Linked DNA regions of Homo sapiens: region 2 is linked to region 1. A link is a loop called in an ENCODE intact Hi-C map of the cell type or tissue named here. Cell type or tissue: ascending aorta. All regions are shown on one strand. Each heading gives the region's core, and the rest is flanking DNA. Links, peaks and the distances in the headings are about the cores only.

Region 1 (8,204 bases), core at 1,018-6,017:
ACCTGTGTCCTGGGACAGCTGTGTTTTCACTGGATGACCAGGTGGGTCCTAGCTCATGCATGAAGTGCCAAGTCAGTGGCGGAGCCCTGGGCACATGGGAGGTGAGAGATGGCTTTCGCATTTCAGTGATGAGAGGGCTGGCTCGAAGCCAGAAGAGCTGGGTCACCCTCACTACTTTCCCCTGAATGTCACACTCATCACTGGGAAAATGGGGATATGAGAGGAAACCTCCCAGCTGCCCTTCCATGCTTGGACCATCCAGAGGATGTTCAGACAGCCACTCTGCCAGCATCCTCTACATGCTCTTCTTCCTTGTCCTGCTTCAAGGGTAGGCAGCCCATCCTTTCTAGGGACCGTGCTCTGGAGGGTGGGATCCTGGGAACCCAGCTCTATGAGGCTTGGATCCTGGCTTTTGGAGACCAGAGAGTTTCTTCGGGCCTCACTGAGCCCCCAGCCATCCCTGGGAGTCCTCCTCCTCCTGAAGCAGATGCTGAGGGGCCTTACGCTGGGCATGGGCAGCAGGTGCCTGGAGCCTCCCAGCCTTCACCCTGCATCCTGTCAGGGTGGCCAGGGCTCAGCAGCCACCACAAGGTGGAGTTAACGACTCAGTGTCCCTCAGGGGAGCAGGATCACTTCCCAGCTCCACTCCAGAGCTGGCTTTTGGATCCTGGCTTTTGGAGACCAGATCAATCTCCCTGTTGAGTGTGGTTGCCTCCCTCAGACCGCTCCAGGTAACAGGGTGGCAGGGAACCTTCTCACTACCTGGACCCGAGGTGCAATGTCGTCTTATCCTGTATTACCTGTAATGCTATCTTAATCCAGCAATCCTGGCTCTATGTACACATCCAAAGGAAATGAAATCAGTGTCTCATAGAGACATCTGTACCCTCATGATCATTGCTGCAATTTGCAGCTATTACTCACAATAATCAAGACATGGGATCAACCTAAAGCATCCATCAACAGATAAATATGTGAAGAATATGTGGTGTACACACACACACACACACAATGGAATACTATTCAGCTTTTAACAAGGAGATCCTGCCGTTTGTGACAACATGGATGAGCCTGGAGGACATTATGCCCAGTGAAATAAGCCACATACAGAAAGAAAAATACTGCATGATCTCACCTACATGTAGAATCCAAAAAAGTTTAACTCATAGGAGTAGAGAGTGGAATGGTTGTTATCAGGGGCTGAGGGAGGGGATTTGGGGACATGTTGGCCTCAGAGTACAAAATTTCAGTTAAGCAACATGAATAAGTTTTAAAGATCTTATTACAGCATGGAGAATATAGTTAAAGATACTGTACTGTGTACTTAAAATTTGCTAAAGATAGATCTTGTGTTATCACCAAAAAAAGGTAAGGTGTAATAAAAAAAAGTAAGGTGATTGATATGTTAATTAGCTTGATTTTAGTAATCATGTCACGATATATATGTGTCTCATCATGTTGTGCACTTTAAATATATACAACTTTTGTCATTTCTATCTTAATAGAGCTGTAAAAAATAAAAATATGAAGCAAGGGACAGTGTTCACCAGCTCATAATGGATAGAAAGTATACCTTATATTTATTTTTATGCTAGAGGTTTATTCAGTTATTCACTCATGCCTTTACTGAAAACTACCCTCTTCTAGGCATAGTGCTGGGAACTGAGCACACACCGATGAATATGTCACAGCCCCTGTCCTTGGAGACCTTCACCTCATGGTCTAGCAACAGGTGAACAAAAAAAAAAGCAATATGGGCATTCAGTAAATCCCTGACTGGTATGCAAACATGAGGCCAGTGCCCCCACTGGATACCCCTCCCTAGTAATGTAGAATAGTGACCTTTTCACCACACCCTGGCTAAAGCTTCTAGAAACACACACACACACACACACACACACATTTAGAGGTACAGACTGTGACTATGGAACAATTCAGTGTAACGGCCACATGAGGAACCGATGTTTGACCTTAATCCCTTGAGGCCAGGTCTCTGATAATCCATGAAACAAGCCTCCAAAGTCTTAAAATTTGTAAGTAGGAAGGGCTGAATGCTGGTTGTGACTGAAAAACACACTCTGAGTTCTCTGTTTTCATTGGGAAACACTGTGCCTGTATAGCTTTAAGCAGAACTTGTGTTCCTAAATTCTTAGGGATAAATCCACCACCATCTCGGGCTTCCTCCTGGCACTGCCTTCTTTAAGCCAGGTCAAAACCCACCTCTTCCAACAAGACTTCCTGATTAATCCTACCTTACACAACTCATTTCAGGGCCTCTTGGCACCCATGCAGTGACCAAGGCCAACCAACCATGAAAATAATCACTGTCTTCCCTAAACCCTTAAACCAATGGTTTATCTAACTAATATGTGCTCTCTTTTGGGATCATGCACAGTTTTGTTTGTTTTTTAGCCTGGTAGAAGTTACCTACATATGCTCTGTAGGCTGGTAAAATAATTTGAACAAAACTATTTCTAATAAAGCTCACCACCCAAAACTGTATTTGTAGAGGACTTTTTGTTTACAAAAATCTTATACCTACATTTTCTCAATAAATATTGCACTAACACTGTGATCTATAAATACGGCAACTTCCGTCTTACAGATGAGGAGAAAGATTACAGAGATTCCAACCCCGATGTTCTGGGGTATTCCCTTATTTTTACTTCTTCGTAACTTTCACAGATAATATATACAAGAATCACTGTATTTGCAATAATGTAGATGCTCCCTTCAAATGATTCTATGTGTTCCATTAATATACCTATCTAGCACTTAGCACTTACAGGTGAGACTAGTAGAGATTCTGTAAGTGAACGTGGAAGCCTGTCCCTATATCCTCACCCATACTTAGCCTATGGAGCTCCATGATGTCTGAGACCAGGTCTTCCCCATCCTTTGTAACTCTCAGAATCTTAGGCACACAATGAGTTCACTCTGTATTTGTTGGAGACGTTTATGAATGTTTTCTGTTTTTTGTTTTTTTTGAGACAGAGTCTCCCACTGTCACCCAGGCTGGAGTGCAGTGGCGCGATCTTGGCTCACCGCAAGCTCCGCCGGGTTCATGCCATTCTCCTGCCTTAGCCTGCCAAGTAGCTGGGACTACAGGCGCCCACCACCACGCCTGGCTAATTTTTTGTATTTTTTTTGGTAGAGATGGGGTTTCATCGTGTTAGCCAGGATGGTCTCGATCTCCTGACCTCGTGATCCGCCCACCTCGGCCTCCCAAAGTGCTGGGTTTACAGGCGTGAGCCACTGCACCCGGCCATGAATGTTTTTTATAAAGACGGAAATTTGGCCAGGTGCGGTGGCTCATGCCTGTAATCCCAGCACTTTGAGAGGCCAAGGTGGGCAGATCACAAGGTAAGGAGTTCAAGACCAGCTTGGCCAACATGGTGAAACCCCGTCTCTATTAAAAATTCAGAAAATTAGCTTGGCGTGGTGGCGGAAGCCTGTAATCCCAGCTACTCAGGAGGCTGAGGCAGGAAAATCGCTTGAACCCTGGAGGAGGAGGTTGCAGTGAGCTGAGATCGCACCATTGCACTCCAGCCTGGGCAACAAGAGTGAAACTCCGTCTCAAAAACATTAAAAGAAAAAGACAGAGATTCAGTCCCCCATCTTCTGCATAAATGATCCTCAGCCATCTGGGGGACTTAGCTGCAGTGGAGCCTGAGGGAGTCGAGCTGCATTTTTCATCCCAGGATGTTACTCTCATACGATTTTCAAGCCACAACAGAAGCAAAGATGAGGTGAGCAGGGACAGAGTTATTTCCGACTGGTTGCAGATGGGGAGAAAGGTCTATGGTATCTGTTGCTGATCTCTGGGCTCACATCAGACACTTTGCAAATCTGGCTCTCTCCAGGGGATTTGGGTAACAGCCCTGCCTTTCAGAGCAAATAACAGTATACACTCGCAGAGCTCGTTATAGCAGTTTTGGTGGGTTTAGGGACGCAAGTTCCCAGCCGGGACTATTCCTGTGGAGTTCCCTGAGTTACACCCTCCAGGCCACGCCCCCTGGCCAAACGTGAGTCTAGAGCAGAGAGTTTCCATGTAGAGGCTTCATCTGTTTGTATTGGCTCATTACAGACACTCCTTGAGATTTGACCAATGCAACATGTGGCCCCATGCTAGCGTGCTATGTGCTGAGACAACAGCTTAGAGCAACAGCTGGGGAACCTTCCCTTCTGCCTCTGTTCTGAAATAAAGCACGTCCATTTAAGACAAAGGGGGCTATGCTGAAATGACTTATGGGGAAAATTACAGGTCACAAAATGTAATGTGACTATAACATATTGGAATGTTGATGACTGCTCGCCATAAAGTGGTCACCAATGTTTCTTTCACCCCCCAACATTTAACATGACAACAGCTACATGTCACATTCTCTATTTCATTCCCTGAAAATGAAAGAATTAGGTTTGGTATGATTAAATTTCCACTCAATTCTAAAGAATTCTAAGATTTTATAGCAAAATATATCATATGATGAGGATATTATATTTTGGAAGTTTGGGTTTAGTGGTCTCTCCCCTTCCATCATTTCATAAGACTTCCTTGTATTTTTAAATGGAATCTTGAAACAAGATAACATACATTGTGGAGTGATCTATTGGTGAAAGAAAAAGCCGTATAAAATCAACTGAAAACTACAGGAAACTATTAAGGTGATGTGACAAAAAAATGTGTGGGCCTTAATATTTTTGCCCTCAACCAGCAAAGACGAATATAAATCATGAAAAAAACAAGTAACTTGAGAAAATCTTATTTTAAAATGCATAGGATACACACACATACACACACGACGTATGTTTACTGAGTTGCATAAATTGAAATATTAAAATAATTTAAATTGAAATAAAGTCAAAATGTTTCTGCATAGGAAGATTGGGAAGATTAAAATACTATGAAAATAGCAATACTCCCTAAATAATTGAGGTGTACCATTTAATCCCAAAGAAAATGTTTTTTTAAGTTAAAAAAGTTAACATAAAGTTTATGAAGAAAATAGAATAAATAAGAATAGTTGGCGAATAGGTATTATATTAATTTTTTCTACAGGAGATTTTTTCTATCAAATTTGGAAAGATATTTTAAAGTTTAAATAATTTCAATTAGCATTCTAGGGAAGTAAGATGAGCCAGAAAAATAAACAGAACAGAGCTGAGAACCCATCAACAAATCATAGTATACACCAAAAGGACATGTTTTATAAAAGTGGCTTCACAAATCAATGGGGATTTTTTTAAGTAATGGTCTGAGAGAGTTGTCTTTCCTTTTGGAAGAAATATTATTTTTTATCTCATGCCCTTAATAAATTCCATATGAATTAAATAATGATACATAGAAAATAATTCCATACAATGTTTTTGAAAACTTTATCTCATCTCAGTAAGGAGGATGCCGAAGTATAAAAGCAATGGAAGAAATAAAACAAAAATATCTGTCTATTTAAATATTGAGCATCTTTGTAGGTCAAAACTCCTTAGAATCAAAAAGCCAAAAATAAGCTAGGAAAAAAATCATTGGCACAAATTTTCAGCTTTCTAAAAGTACCAGCTTTGCCTTGTTCTCCATTCTGGCAAAGAACAGGCTGTTTCTGTGTTGATGCAGGTTTTCCTATTTCTGTTCCTCTTTCATGACCTCTTGTGCCCATGGGCTAGTGACATAGGAAGAGACCTGGTATGGAAATTCTACCAGTTACTTACAGCATTGTTGAATATCTATTTAAAATGTCTAAATATTTCCGTGCCTCAGGACCTCATCGTGCTAAGTATTTTTTTTTAGAAGTTTTATTACTTTATGTCAGGCCTCTGAGCCCAAGCTAAGCCATCATATCCCCTGTGACCTGCATGTACACATCCAGATGACCGGTTCCCGCCTTAACTGGTGACATTCCACCACAAAAGAAGTGAAAATGGCCTGTTCCTGCCTTAACGGATGACATTGTCTTGTGAAATTCCTTCTCCTGGCTCATCCTGGCTCAAAAGCTCCCCCACTGAGTACCTTGTGACCCCCACTCCTGCCCGCCAGAGGACAACCCCCCTTTTTCCTTTACCTACGCAAATCCTATAAAATGGCCCCACCCCTATTTCTCTTTGCTGACTCTCTTTTCGGACGCAGGCCGCCTGCACCCAGGTGAAATAAACAGCCATGTTGCTCACACAAAGCCTGTTTGGTGGTCTCTTCACATGGACGCACATGAAATTTGGTGCCGTGACTTGGATCGGGGGACCTCCCTTAGGAGATCAATCCCCTGTCCTCCTGCTCTTTGCTCCATGAGAAAGATCCACCTGTGACCTCAGGTCCTCAGACCGACCAGCCCAAGAAACATCTCACCAATTTCAAATCCAGTAAGCGGCCTCTTTTTACTCTCTTCTCCAACCTCCCTCACTATCCCTCAACCTCTTTCTCCTTTCAATCTTGGCACCACACTTCAATCTCTCCCTTCTTTTAATTTCAATTCCTTTCATTTTCTGGTAGAGACAAAGGAGACATGTTTTATCCGTGGACCCAAAACTCCGGCGCCGGTCATGGACTAGGGAAGGAAGCCTTCCCTTGGTATTTAATCATTGCAGGGACACCTCTCTGATTATTCACCCAGGTTTCAGAGGTGTCAGACCACGCAAGGACGCCTGCCTTGGTCCTTCACCCTTAGCGGCAAGTCCCGCTTTTCTGGGGGAGGGGCAAGTACCCCAACCCCTTCTCTCTGTGTCTCTACCCCTTCTTCGCCTTTCTGGGGGGCAAGAAACCCCCAACCCCTTCTCCTTCACCCTTAGCGGCAAGTCCCGCTTTTCTAGGGGAGGGGCAAGTACCCCAACCCCTTATATCTCTGTGCCCGGATCCCTTATTTCCGTGCCCCAACCTCTTTTATCTCTGCGCCCCGATCCCTTATTTCCATGCCCCAACCTCTTATATCTCTGTACCCCAATCCCTTATTTCCATGCCCTGACCTCGTATCTCTGTGCCCCAAACCCTTTCCCACTTTTCTGGAGGGTAAGAACCCCCAAACCCCTTCCCTCCATGTCTCTACTTTCTCTTTTCTCTGGGCTTGCCTCCTTCACTATGGGCAACCTTCCACCTTCCATTCCTCCTTCTTCTCCCTTAGCCTGTGTTCTTAAGAACTTAAAACCTCTTCAACTCTCACCTGACCTAAAATCTAAATGTCTTATTTTCTTCTGCAATGCTGCTTGACCCCAGTACAAACTTGACAGTAGTTCCAAATAGCCAGAAAACGGCATTTTCAATTTTTCCATCCTACAAGATCTAAATAATTCTTGTCATAAAATGAGCAAATGGTCTGAGGTGCCTGACGTCCAGGCATTCTTTTACACATCGGTCCCTCTCTAGTCTCTGTTCCCAATGCAACTCATCTCAAATCTTCCTTCTTTCCCTCCCACCTGTCCCCTCAGTCCCAACCCCAAGCATCACTGAGTCTTTCTAATCTTCCTTTTCTACAGACCCATCTGACCTCTCCCCTCCTCCCCAGGCTGCTCCTCGCCAGGCCAAGCTAGGTCCTAATTCTTCCTCAGCCTCCGCTCCTCCACCCTATAATCCTTTTATCACCTCCCCTCCTCACACCCGGTCCGGCTTACAGTTTCGTTCCATGACTAGCCCTCCCCCACCTGCCCAGCAATTTCCTCTTAAAAAGATGGCTGGAGCTAAAGGCATAGTCAAGGTTAATGTTCCTTTTTCTTTATCCCAAATCAGAAGTGTTTAGGCTCTTTTTCATCAAATATAAAAATCCAGCCCAGTTCATGGCTCATTCGGCAGCAACCCTGAGACACTTTACAGCCCTAGACCCTAAAAGGTCAAAAGGCCGTCTTATTCTCAAAATACATTTTATTACCCAATCTGCTCCCGACACTAAATAAAACTCCAAAAATTAAATTCCGGCCCTCAAACCCCACAACAGGATTTAATTAACCTCACCTTCAAGGTGTACAATAATAGAAAAAAGTTGCAATTCCTTGCCTCCACTGTGAGACAAACCCCACCCACATCTCCAGCACACAAGAACTTCCAAACGCCTGAACTGCACTGGCCAGGTGTTCCTCCAGAACCTCCTTCCCCAGGAGCTTGCTACAGGTGCCAGAAATCTGGCCACCAGGCCAAGGAATGCCTGCAGCCCCGGATTCCTCCTAAGCCGCTTCCCATCTGTGTGGGACCCCACTGGAAATTGGACTGTCCAACTTACCTGGCAGCC
Region 2 (8,204 bases), core at 1,806-6,805, 73 kb after region 1:
CTCCCAAAGTTAGTTCAGCCTATACCCAAGAATGACAAGGACAGCTTGGAGGTTAGAAGCAAGATGAAGTCGATTAAGTTAGATCTCTTTCACTGTCTCAGTCATAATTTTGCAAAGGTGGTTTTAATTGGCACAAGAGTAGGCTATAGTGTGTTTACCATTCCATCTAGATTATAGTTCACAATGTATAGAGAAACCTTTAGGCCAAACTTAAAATATGTAAGGAGGCAGCTGTAGGCTAAACTTGACTTGACAGTATGTTATCCCAATTTATATAGGAATGTCTGGAGCATCAGAAAGATTACAGAACTTCCCAAGGCCTTGAGACCAGTATGTAAGGGGCCAGAGTTGGAGCCCAGGCCCTCAGAGCTTGGGATCTGTGCCCTGCAGCTTCTAATTCAGCCATTTTCTGAGGGTGTAAAAATAGAGACTGGCATGCAGTGTTTTGAGACCTCAAAACTAGTAAAGAACCCACATCCTATTTTCTGTATTCTATTATTGTGAAACACATATAAATACAACTTTAAAAGATCAAAACTTTTATCAGAATCTAAAGAAACAAAAACATGTAAGTGTTTATTATTAAAGATTATAGCTAGAGACAAAGAAAAAAAGGAATAACGGGAATTTAATGAACACCTGAATTTTAACTAAAATCCTGGCTATACTTTTTAGTGCTCTTACATAGTAATAGATACATAATTCATTACTTTTATTTGCTAGAAATGATCCAAGTTTCTGACTTATTTTCCTTACTAAGTGATTTAAACTGGAAGGGTTACAGTCCTCCTTTTCATACAGTTAATTTTTTGCAGAGTTATTTTCTAACTCCAAAGTATCTTAATATGGTGGCAATGTCCTCTACCCTAGAATAACCTTGACTCAAAATGTTAAGTATTTCATTTCCCTATTAGGAATAGTAATTCAATGGAGTTTGGAACTGGTATAATATTTATAATGGAAAATACAGCAGTCAGAGATGGCAAAGGAATCTGTAAATAAGTATAGAAAAATGCTAAAAAAAAGTTTTAAACAAAAATAAGGGAAACTCTAATTATAGACCTTGAGTTTTTCAGTTCTTAATGTGATATTCATCTGTTTGGCTTTCAGGCGTGCTTGGCTTGGTTGCTGGAGGTCTGGTGCTGTTGCTTCCAGAAACTAAAGGGAAAGCTTTGCCTGAGACCATCGAGGAAGCCGAAAATATGCAAAGGTAGGCAGTTGAAAGTTCTAAATGAATTGTTCTATAAAGGTTTTAAGACAACCCTATAGCCATTTGGAAAGAATTAAATTGACTTTATACTTCACACCATACACTGAGATAAATTCAAACTAAATCAAAGACTTGAAAGCATCAAAAAAATTAGTAAAATTACAAAGACATTATACGAGAATTTCTTTAAACTTTCACGTGGAGAAGGTCTTTCTAAATATGACCCAAAAAATCCAGAATCCATAGAAGAAAGGTCAATATGTTTGCTTTCATAAAAATAAAATATTCTGCGTTAAACAACTACTATAAGCTAAAAATAAAATTATAAACTTGAAGAAAATATTTACTACTCTACATTGGGCTAATTTTCCTAACAATTCCATAAAAGCGACCACCTAATAGAAAAAAAAAAATAACAGATTTGAGCAAATAATTCAATGAAAAGGAAATAAAAACAGCTCTTAAATATATGAAAATATGCTCAACTTCCTTCATAGTAAGAGAAGTTCAAATTAACACTGCACTAATAACTACTTGGATTGTCAAAACTAAAATTACTTGGTAACACACTATGTTGGGGAAGAATGGGGAGAAATGTAGTCTCCCGTGTTGCTGGTAGGAATTAGATGCCTCTATAATGGACAATGCAATAGTAGTATAAAAATTACAAACATGGGCTGGGTGCAGTGGCTCATGCTTCTAATCCCAGCACTTTGGGATGCTGAGGCGGGTGGATCACAAGGTCAGGAGATCGAGATCAGCCTGGGTAACATGGTGAAACCCCGTCTCTACTAAAAAAGTACAAAAAAATTATCTGGGTGTGGTGGTATGCGCCTGTAATCCCAGCCACTGGGGAGGCTGAGGCAGGAGAATTGCTTGAAACTGGGAGGCAGAGGTTGCAGTGAGCTGAGATCGTGCCACTGCACTCCAGCCTGGGCGACAAAGCAATACTCTTGTCTCAAAAAAATAAAAATAAATTAAATAAAAATTATAAACATGTATATCCTTTAACCTAGTAACTCTACACCTCTAGAAGTTTACGTGTACAAAGTGATATATGTACAGGACTAGTCATTAAGGCAATTTTTTATAACAAGTGTTGGAAACAACCTAAATGACCATGAATTAGAACACCAGTTAAATAAATGATATGCCATTCTGTAAAATTATACAGCCATTAAAAAGAATGAGGCCATTTCACATACGCTGACAAGGAAAGTTCTCCAAGATATATTGCTAATGGGGGAAAAAGCAAAACATAGAAATGTATATATTCTATCATTTGTGTAAAAATAGTGAAAGACATATATATAAATACTTGTAGCTCTGGAAAAATATACAAGAACCGTAACACTGGTTGTCTATGGAATTGAGTGACTGTGAGATACAGGTAGAAGGGAGACTTCAATGCTTACCTTTTTGTAATTTTGAATTTTGGACCATATGAACCCATTCAAACAGTACATTAAAAAATTCTAGATAAAGACAAACCTATCTGACACTCTCCCCACAAGTTTGTTTATACAGTATGTTTAGATATTTTTATTTATTTTCTTCTTACTCCACTTTTGGCCTGCTGATACCACAAACAACTGATTTTTATTCATTTTACCAAACCTTCATGTTTAACATTTTCAGTACTTGGGCAAAATGCTGGTAAATCACAGTGGTCTGAGGCTTTTCCTAGAACTTGAGTCTTAGAGTTGGAAGAGGCCTTTGAATCCGAGCGGAGGTCACACACTCGCAGCCTGCAGGCCACCAAGTTCTCCAGTGCTTTCTTTGGCCTACAAAGTATTTTTTTAAAGTGGGAAATTCCACATAAACTGGATTTCCAGGATCTGTTTTTAAAAAGCAGAAGATTTGGTAACACTGAGAAGATATTTCCTCTTGTTGGCAATTTGTAGGAGCTGAATGATCGCTTGGCTTTCTCAAGGGCATGCCCTCTGCAGGAGGCCACAGTCCCCACTGTTTCCTATTGTCTTTGGTACATTGTATGATCTGCTTGGTGCATGCAGACATTTGAGTTGGAGACCTTTCATCTAAACCAACCACCTCCCACCCCGTACCCCTCTCCCCATGCAGCTTCCCACACACATGGGCACCTCCCGTCAAAGACAGTCTAAATCCTGTTTACTGCTGTATCACTGGAACTCAGCACAGTGCGTGGCATACACAGAGCAGGAGCTTACCAATTATTTGTGGAATAAATGCTGAAGTTCCTTCTACAGCATGCCTAATTGAAGTTTCTTTCTCTAGCCAGCGCCAGTGCCAGGCAGGCAGTAATATGTGTGGTGAAGAGCAAGTCCTGTAGAGCCTGAGCCCTGCCGTCACATTTCCCATGTGTGTGGCTTTATTGCCTTAATGCCTCAAAGCCTCAGTTTCCTCATCTGTAAATGGGGACAACAGTACCTACTCACTGGATTAAAGAAGAAAATATGCCTGACACTAATTAAGTGTCGATTGGTTCCTGATTAAATTGTTATGGTTCCTAAGGGCACTAAACCTGTCCTAGTTACAAATATAACCTGTGAACTTATACCTAATACCTTATCTCACTTCTTAAGCCTGTTTTCCTTTCTGTAAAATGAGGATAACAATAGCTAACATTTACTAAGAGCTCTACCCAGTGCTTTCCATGCCCTTCCCATGCACCTTCTTTTATTGCACTTCATTTTATTGTGCTTTGCAGATATTGTGTTTTTTAACAGATTGAAGGTATACAGCAACCCTACATTAAGCAAGTTTATTTGCAGCATTTTTCCAACAGCAGGTGCTCACTTCATGTCACTGTGGCATGTTTTGGTAATTCTCACAATATTTTAAACTTTTCCATTATTATCATATCTGTGATGGTGATCTGCAATCAGTGATCTTTGATACTGCTATTGTAATTGTTTTAGGGCACCACAAACCATGGCTGTGTAAAACAGCAAACTTAATTGATAAATGCGTGTGATCTAACTGTTCCACACACTGAGCATTCCCCCATCTCTCTCCCTCTCCTTGGGCCTTCCTATGGCCCAAGACACAACCATATTGAAATTAGGTCAATTAATAGCTCTACAATGCCCTCTAGGTGTTAAATGAAAGGAAGCGTTGCAAGTCTCAACTGTAAAGCAAAAGGCAGAAATGATTAAGCTCAATGAGGAAGTCATGTTGAAAGCCAGCATAAGCTGAAAGTGAGGACTCTTGTACCAGGTAGCCAAGTCGAGAATGCACAGGAAAAGTTCTTGAAGGAAGTATAAAAATGCTACAAATGAGAAATGAAACAGCCTTATTGCTGATATGGAGAAAGCTTGAGTGGTCTGGATAGAAGATCAAACCGGTCACAACATTCCCTTAAGCCAAAGCCTAACCCAGAACAAAGCCCTAACTCTTTTCCATTATATGAAGGCTGAGACAGGTGAAGAAGTAGCAGAAGAAAAATTCGAAGTTAGTAAGTTTGGTTCATAAGGCTTAAGGAAAGAAGCCATCTCCATAACTTGAAAGTGCAAAATGAAGCAGCAAGTGCTGATGTAGAAGCTGCAGCAAGTTATCCAGATCTAACAAAGATCACTGATAAAGGTGATCACACTAAACAACAGATTTTCAATATAGACACAACAGCCTTCTATTGGAAGAAGATGCCATTTAGGACTTTCATGAAGAGCGAGGAAAAAATCAATGTCTGGTTTCAAAGCTCGAAGGACAGGTTGACTCTCTTGTGAAGGGTGAATGCAGCTGGTGACTAGAAGGTGAAGCCAGTGTTCATTTACCATGAAAACCCTAGGGTCCCTAAGAATTATGCTAAATCTACTCTGCTTGTGCTCATGGAATAGCAAAGCCTGTGTACAGATAACAGTACATCTGTTTACAGCATGGTTTATTGACTATTTTAAGCCCGCCGTTTAGACCTACTGCTTAGAAAAGAAGATTGCTTTCAAAAGATTACTGCTCATTGACAATACATACACCTGGTCACCCAAGAGCTCTGATGGAGATGTACCTAAAGATTAATGTTGTTTTAATGCCTGCTAACACAACATCCATTCTGCAGCCCATGGATCAAGGAGTAGTTTTGACATTCAAGTATTATTATTTAAGAAATATACTTTATAAGGCTATAGCTACCGTAGATGGTAATTCCTCTGATTGTTCTAGGCAAAGTACATTGAAAAACCTTCTGGAAATCTTTCACCATTGTAGATGCCACTAAGAACATTTGTGGATCATTAGAGGAGGTCAAAATATGAACGTTAATGGGAGTTTTGAAGAAGTTGATTACAGCCCTCATGGATAACTTTGAAGAGCTCAAGACTTCAGCATAAAAAGTGTCTGCAGATACAATAGAAATAGCAAAAGAACTAGAATTAGAAGTAGAGCCCGAAGATGTGACTGAATTGCTTCAACCTCGTGATAAAACTTGAACAGATGAGGAGTTGCTTCTTACAGATGAGCTTAGAAAGTGGTTTCTTGAGATGGAATCTACTCCTGGTGGAGATCCTGTGAACATTGTTGAAATGACAACAAAGGATTTAGAATATTACATAAACTTAGTTAACAAAACAGCATCAGGGTTTGAGAGGATTGACTCCAATTTTTAAAGAAGCTCTACTGTGGGTAAAATGCTATGAAATAGCATTGCATGCTATAGAGAAATCTTTCATGAAGAGAAGAGTCAATCAACATTGAAAACTTCATATTCTTGTTTTAAGAAGTTTCAACAGCCACTTCAACCTTCAGCAACCACTGTCTTGCTCAGTCAGCAGCCATCAACATAGAGGCAAGAGCCTCCACCAGCAAGATTACCACAAATTGAAGGTTCAGATGATTGTTAGCATTTTTAAAAAATAAAGTATTTTTAAATTACATTGTTCTCTCAGACATAATATTGCACATTTAATAGACTACAGTATAGTGTAACCGTAACTTTTATATGAACTGGGAAACCAACAAAAATGTATGATTCACTTTATGGTAAAACTTACTTTATTGTGGTAGTCTGGAAGTGAATCCCCAATATCTCTGAGGTATGCCTGTATTACCTCATTGAATCCTTGCAGCAACCCTATGAAATAGGCGTTATTATTATTAACCCCACTGACAACTGGAAAAAAAAAAAAAACAGGCCAGAGAAAGTAAAGGACTTGCTCAAAACCACACAGCCAATCAGTGACAAAGCCAAAGTTTCAATCCTGGCAGCTAGATTTTGTGGCCCATGAATTTGTCTCACCATCAGAGGGTTGGGCTCATGAATGGGACAGTGCGACGAAGCACCCGTCGCAGTGCTTGGTATTTAGTTAGTAGTCACTCACCGGTGGCTGATGTTGTTGCTGCTGCTGCTGTTGTTGCTGCTGCTATTGTCATTTTTCTTGTTGCTGTTGTTGCTGCTATTGCTGTTGTTATTGTTACTGCTGCTATTGTTTTTGCTGTTGCTATTACTGTTGTTATTGCTATTGTACTTATTTCTACTGTTGTTACTGTTGTTGCTGCTGCTGTTATAATTATTGCTGCTGTTCCTACTGCTGCTACTGTTGTTGCTGCTGTTGTTGCTGATGTTGCTGCTGCTGTTGTTACTGCTGGTGTTCGTACTGCTGTTGTTGCTGCTGCTGTTATTGCTTCTGTTGCTGTTATTGTTGCTGATGCTGCTACTGTTGCTATTGCTGTTGCTGCTACTATTACTGTTGCTATTGCTGCTGCTACTGCTGCTGGTGTTGCTGCTACTGTTGTTGCTACTATGGTAATGATTGCTGCTGCTGCTGCTGCTGCTGTTGCTGCTATTACTACTGCTACTTCTGTTGCTGCTGCTGCTGTTATTGCTGCGACTTCTGTTGTTGCTACTGCTGATTTTGCTATTTCTGTGGCTATTGTTGCTGCTGTTGTTGCTCTTAATTGTGATGGTGTTGATTCTGTTGCTATTGTTGCTGCTATTGCTAAAATTGTTGCTGCTGTTGTTGCTATTGTTGGTTTTGTTGTTACTGTTTCTGTTGCTTTTGTTATTGTTGCTGCTGCTGTTGCTGTTGCTGCTGCTGCTGATGCTGTTACTGTTACTATTGCTATTACTGATACTATTGTTGCTGCTGCTGTTGCTCGTGTTGCTACTGTTGCTATTGCTGTTACTACTGAGGATCCTATTGTTGCTATTGCTGTTGCTGCTGATGGTATTACTGTTGCCATATCTGTTGCTGCTACTGTTACTGTTGCTGTTGCTATTACTATTGTTGCTGCTGTTGCTTTTGTTGTTGTTACTGCTGCTGTTGTCACTGATGCTTCTACTGTTGCTATTGCAGTTGCTGCTGTAATTACTGTTGTTGCTGCTGTTGCTACTATTGCTGCTACTGTTGCTGCTGTTCTTGCTTTTGTTGTTCCTGCTGCTGCTTCTATTGCTGCTATTTCTACTGTTGTTGTTTCTGCTGCTGTAGTTGTTGTTATTGTTGTTGGCAGAGAGACCAGAGGAGCTCAACTGACTTGATTTTACCTCCCCATCTGGAGCTTTAGAGAATTCCAAAACCATAGGGTGATTTGGGTAAGCTTCTGCCATCCCTCGTCTCAGATTGGATTGGTCCAGAAAACGAGACAATACTAACCAACTCCAGGTGGGGGAAATTCTGTGAGATGCTGGGTGGCTGGGAGCAGCCCACAGCTGATTCAATATTGCTATAAACAGGAACAGGTCCAAAGGGCATGGCTGGGAACAACAAAATGAAGAAAGCAGCATTTCTACGATGAATATCAGCAATGTCCTGGCATTCACGAAGACAAGATGATTGAGAAAACTTGCAATTTGAACAAATGTTTTAATTGCAGTCTTCATTTATCAAGCTGTTGAAAAGTAAATACACTTTGAAAAAATAATTTTTCAAATTCTATTTGCATAACTAATGATAACAAGATTTTGCAATCTTCATCTTTAACTGATATAAGATTAAGTTTAGACTTTACCCACATTCTCTATTACAGAGAAAGGTGAACACCCTAAAAAAGGAACTTATTTAGGCCAGTACCAATTCAACAA

The links. Peaks named below come from ENCODE experiments on the same cell type or tissue, not always from the same donor. Only the 100,000 strongest peaks of a DNase experiment are listed, where the experiment ranks them.
Region 2: it touches region 1 in a loop (2.1-fold over the local background); 6 of 110 quality-filtered maps call a loop at or near these places.

The regions. Positions count from the first base shown.
Region 1 is chr6:160,289,912-160,298,115 of GRCh38, reverse strand. No RefSeq gene overlaps it. Among named protein-coding and RNA genes, the nearest start is that of SLC22A2, 35 kb to the right of the region's middle. In ascending aorta, for the core only: no CTCF peak of the experiment used is centred there; a DNase peak (open chromatin) is centred at 4,025; H3K27ac peaks cover 784 bases.
Region 2 is chr6:160,217,711-160,225,914 of GRCh38, reverse strand. SLC22A2 (solute carrier family 22 member 2) reads left to right here. Exons shown (of 11, transcript NM_003058.4): 10 at 1,111-1,210. Among named protein-coding and RNA genes, the nearest start is that of SLC22A2, 37 kb to the left of the region's middle. In ascending aorta, for the core only: a CTCF peak has its summit at 4,307; no DNase peak of the experiment used is centred there; H3K27ac peaks cover 1,960 bases.